Regions from separate parts of the Homo sapiens genome. Here region 1 is linked to region 2. Evidence: read pairs that join two places in POLR2A ChIA-PET (ENCODE). Cell type or tissue: PC-9. All regions are shown on one strand.

The links. Peaks named below come from ENCODE experiments on the same cell type or tissue, not always from the same donor. Only the 100,000 strongest peaks of a DNase experiment are listed, where the experiment ranks them.
Region 1: POLR2A ChIA-PET joins it to region 2 with 5 read pairs; 3 of 35 experiments call an interaction of 5 or more read pairs at or near these places.

The regions. Positions count from the first base shown.
Region 1 is chr10:24,936,006-24,938,505 of GRCh38, reverse strand. It overlaps PRTFDC1 (phosphoribosyl transferase domain containing 1), which reads left to right. Exons shown (of 9, transcript NM_020200.7): 3 at 1,139-1,322. Among named protein-coding and RNA genes, the nearest start is that of PRTFDC1, 15 kb to the left of the region's middle. In PC-9, no CTCF peak of the experiment used is centred here; no DNase peak of the experiment used is centred here.
Region 2 is chr10:24,824,695-24,827,194 of GRCh38, reverse strand. No RefSeq gene overlaps it. Among named protein-coding and RNA genes, the nearest start is that of ARHGAP21, 100 kb to the right of the region's middle. In PC-9, no CTCF peak of the experiment used is centred here; a DNase peak (open chromatin) is centred at 974.

The sequences.
Region 1 (2,500 bases), 110 kb before region 2:
AACTGCCTGTTTGAACAACAGAGCTGGGGATAGGGGCTGGGGGGTAATAAGAGCATCCCCACACAAGAATGCCCCAGACTCATGCTGTTTCCACCCAGTGTTCAGGGTTTTCAGAATTAAATGCTTCTCAGTTTGTTGTATGCCTTTGGTTGATTTCCAACATGATGAGATGGTTGTTTTTGGCAGTTTTGCCCAGTTTTATAGTTGCTTTTCTGGAGAGGATGTGTTCACCTCCTTACTTCATCATGTTGGAAACAAATGTTCTTTTTTTTTTTTTGAGAAGGAGCCTTGCTCTGTCGCGCAGGCTGGAGTAGTACAGTGGTGCAATCTCAGATCATTGCAACCTCTGCCTCCTTGGTTCAAGGGATTCTCCTGCCTCAGCTTCCCGAGTAGCTGGGATTACAGGCACCCGCCACCATGCCCGGCTAATTTTTGTATTTTTAGTAGAGACGGGGTTTCACCACGTTGGCCAGGCTGGTCTCAAACTCCTGACCTTAAGTGATCTGCCCATCTTGGATTTCTTAAAGTGCTGGGATTACAGGTGTGAGACACCACTCTTGGCCCAAATGTTCCTTTTTAAGGAGCATGCCAGATATTCTGATGTACATTTTTTATGATCGTGTGTCTTCTTTAGAATTCAGTAAATACTGCCAGGCATGGTGGCTCATGCCTGTAATCCCAGCACTTTGGGAAGCCAAGGTGGCCAGGTCACCTGAAGTCAGGAGTTCGAGACCAGCCTGGCCAACATGGCAAAACCTCGTCTCTACTAAAAATACAAAAATTAGCTGAGCATAGTGGCAGGCGCCTGTATTCCCAGCTACTTGGGAGGCTGAGGCAGGAGAATCACTTGAACCCAGGAGGTGGAGGTTGCAGTGAGCCAAGATCGTGCCACTGCACTGCAGCCTGGGCAACAGAGTGAGACTCCATCTTAAAAAAAAAAAAAAAAAAAAGCAGTATGTTTTGAACACCTTATGTTCAACCTTAACAAAGCTTTTCTATCGGTGGGTTTCTGTTTCCCAAGGTTTTCCCCACATTCCTCTGAGTAATCGAATACGTACAATACATCTTGCATTTCATTAAAGCAACATAAATACTCAGAAGTAGTTGTGCCTTAATATATCTTTTATCCTTCTTTCAGAATTGAGCGGCTGGCCAAGGATATTATGAAAGACATAGGATATAGTGACATCATGGTCCTGTGTGTGCTTAAAGGAGGTTACAAATTCTGTGCTGATCTCGTAGAACACCTTAAGAACATCAGCCGAAATTCAGATCGATTTGTCTCAATGAAGGTTGATTTCATCAGACTAAAAAGTTACAGGGTAAGTTATTACAAGTTCCGCTTTATGACATTTCATTTAACAATGCTTTAGGATAAAAGAATCAATAATGTTATGAAAATGAAGAGTGCAATTTTTAAAAATGGAGATGAAAATGAAGGGTAATTTTAATTTGCAAGAATACGGCAACCTAACATAAGAATTCAAATGATACTATTTAGGGCGTGGGGTGGGGACCTTCTCTCTATTTTCACATATATGGGAAGACTCAGCAGTAATGATTTGTGCTTTCTTTTATGGTGATAAAGTGAGTGGTTATATCCTGGTGCCCAGCCCCACAACTGTGTGTGGTCAGAGTGTGAACACTGATTTGTTTTTTCTACTCTGGATGTCACTATGGGTCCTGGGGACCTATGGGAGGGTGTCCAGCCCAGAGAGGAGTCTTAGTACTTGGGTGGCTGCAGTTGTGGCCTGGAAGTAAAGAAGGGAAGGCTATAGGGACAGCACATTGCCAAGTGTGAGGAAACAAGGCCAGGGAGCTCCAGCAGAAGGCCCCTCCACCAGTTTACTCCATTAATTCTGTCTTTCTGTGGGCACCACTGGGCAGAATTAATGGAATTATTCTCCAAAGATGTTTCCTAACCAGATGCAGTGGCTCATGCATATAATCCCAACACTTTGGGAGGCCAAGACAGAAGGATCCCCTGAAGCCAGGAGTTCGAGACCAGCCTGGGCAACATAGTGAGTCCCTGTCTATATACAAAAAGAAAATTTTTAAAATTAGCTGAGTGTGGTGGCATGTGCCTATGGTCCCAGGTACTCAAGAGGCTGAAGTGGGAGGATTGTTTGAGCCCAGGAGACAGAGGCTGCAGTGAGCTGTATGGCACCACTGCACTCCAGCCTGGATGACAATGAAACTCTTGCCAAAAAAAAAAAGCTGTTGTTTCCTTAGTCTCCCTCCTCCTCCCTCTATGATGTTAACTTCTTTGATGCTTTTTGATTTAATGCATAGTAAAACATTAAAAATAACTTACTATTGGGTGAGGAGCTCTTGGAGTCAAACCATGAAAATATTCTCGTTGACTAAACTAACTTGACACATTTTAATTCATGAATCACTCTTTGAATTGGCCTTCTATTGCTGTGTGGCAAACTCACCACAAACGTAGTGGCTTAAACCAACATACACGTGTATTATCTTAAAGTTTCTGTAGGTCAGA
Region 2 (2,500 bases):
GAGGCAGCCTTGAACCCAGGACGTGGAGGTTGCAGTGAGCCAAGACCTCACCATAGTACTCCAGCCTGGGCGACAAGAACCAAATCCTGTCAAAAAAAAAAAAAAAAAAGAACATTTTTCTCAATTCTCTGTCTGGTCTACACTTCAACATTTAAAAAATAATAGATTTCTCTGAAATGTGTCTTGGGGTGCAGAGGGGAAGTAGGAGGGATGATAGAAGTGATGGTCTAGACTTCCCAAAATCTTTTCCGCTGTATTAAGCTATTAAGATTTTCTGCCGGGCGCGGTGCCTCACACCTGTAATTCCAGCACTTTGGGAGGCCGAGGCGGGCGGATCACGAGGTCAAGAGATCGAGACCATCCTGGCTATCACAGTGAAACCCCGTCTCTACTAAAAATGCAAAAAAAATTAGCCGGGCGCGGTGGCGGGCGCCTGTAGTCCCAGCAACTCAGGAGGCTGAGGCAGGAGAATGGCGTGAACCCTGGAGGTGGAGCTTGCAGTGAGCCGAGATCGCGCCACTGCACTCCAGCCTGGGCGACAGAGCGAGACTTCGTCTCAAAAACAAAAGATTTTCTAAATGGGCAAGCATTGAAAGTATTTTTCTCCAGTGTTTAAAATACACATACTGATGAACTTCTCCATGTTCATATGCACACTTGATAAACAAAGTTATCTTTAGTATTATCAAAAGTAAAATGTCTCCCAAGACATGTCATATTTATTGGCCCTAATATAGTTTCGTTTTTTATCATACACTATGTATGTGACCACTGTTCACTTAAATGTCATCTATTTTCAATATCATTCTGATCTATGGCTCAAATCATGTTTTGAATACTTAAATTCTGTTTGGTACAGAATCAATATTTTCTCGTGTTGTAACATTGTTTATTACACATACCACAACATGCTTTAATCAAAAGGGCTGCTAAACTTTGCTCAACCGTGGTTGCACCCGATGACTCATAAGCTTTTTCTTTTTTTCTCTTCTCAATTCAATTCAACAACATCTGGTAGCTTATATAAGGAGAGAGGATGTTCTTTACAATCGGTGATTTTTCTGGACATGTTTCTACAATGGGCAGCCTTCCATTTTTTCCCCTGAGTTATTACTGTCTTCATGTAGTCTAACATTGGCATATTAATTTTTTTCCTAGAGACAAACATGTGCAGGAATTTGGTCTAATATAGCACCATAAACTTTTACAATGATTAGTTCCTAAGTCTCTTCTATTAATTTGTTTTGAGTTTGTCCAACCTTGAAAAAAGAAAACTAAAAATAAATGTGAACAAATAAGAAACAAGATATCAATCTTAAGCACTTCACATGCAGGCTGTTCTTTCTTTTTGGGGGTTTTATATTATAAAATCTTTGCAGTCTTTGATAACCACTGAAAAGAAGATAAGGAGCAGAGATTGCAAAACGTATCTCTAGATACACTATTTTTTTCTACCCAGATGTTTTTCACATCCTTTCTGACTCACAGTCCTTCAGACAGAGATAAACTATGCATAATATTCACACTACTAAAGATTCTTGAAACATGTCCCTGCATTTTCTTGATGTTCTTACTTTAGTTTAGTCTTTTATTCATCTTTAAAATGGAAGTGGGGAAAAATAAACCTGTTGTCTGCAAAGGTATTATACACACTTAGAGCCCTTTAAAATTTTTCTACCGTTGCTTCTCCAGACAGAGAAGGAAAAATGTTCATGAGAACACATGGACACAGGGAGGGGAACATCACACACCAGGGCCTGTCGCCGGTTGGGGGCAAGGGGAGGGAGAGCATTAGGACAAATACCAAATACATGTGGGGCTTGAAACCTAGAAGATGGGTTGATAGGTGCAGCAAACCACCATAGCACACATATACCTACGTAACAAACCTGTATGTTCTGCACATGTATTCCAGAATTAAAAGTAAATTAAAAAAAAAAAAAAAAAGAAGAATGTTCATTGGAGCCAGTTATTCTTCAGGTATTTGCATTCCTATTTTGCTGGGAAAAAAAATACCCCAAGAGTTAAAAGAAATACACTGCAATCAAACTGGCTGACAACAAGATAATAATTGGCTCCAAATACTTAAAAGCATCAAAATGGAATTTTAGAAAAAAGATGTTGACATCTCATATAGGAAGATTATCAATTGATAATAATTAATAATGATTCTAAATAAGGTGTTCAACAAAAGCTATTTATACTTATTTTTCCATGAAACTATTTTAGCTTTCTAATAAATGGAAGGGGTTCACTTGAATATTTGATAGTTTGGAGGGTTTTAATAAGTGTAATATTTCTACTTCCTCTTTCAACCTTCATTCCAGAATATTTCATTAAATACTAAATCCTGTCATTAAGCCCAAGAAAAACAATTTGGTTTAAAACAATGTCTTTTGAAGAGAAATCATATACACTTAAAATGTTTCCAGCAAAATTCTTTGAGGTCTTGGCATAGTTTCAAAAGCTGCTAACGTTTCAAAGGGTCACCATTATCTTT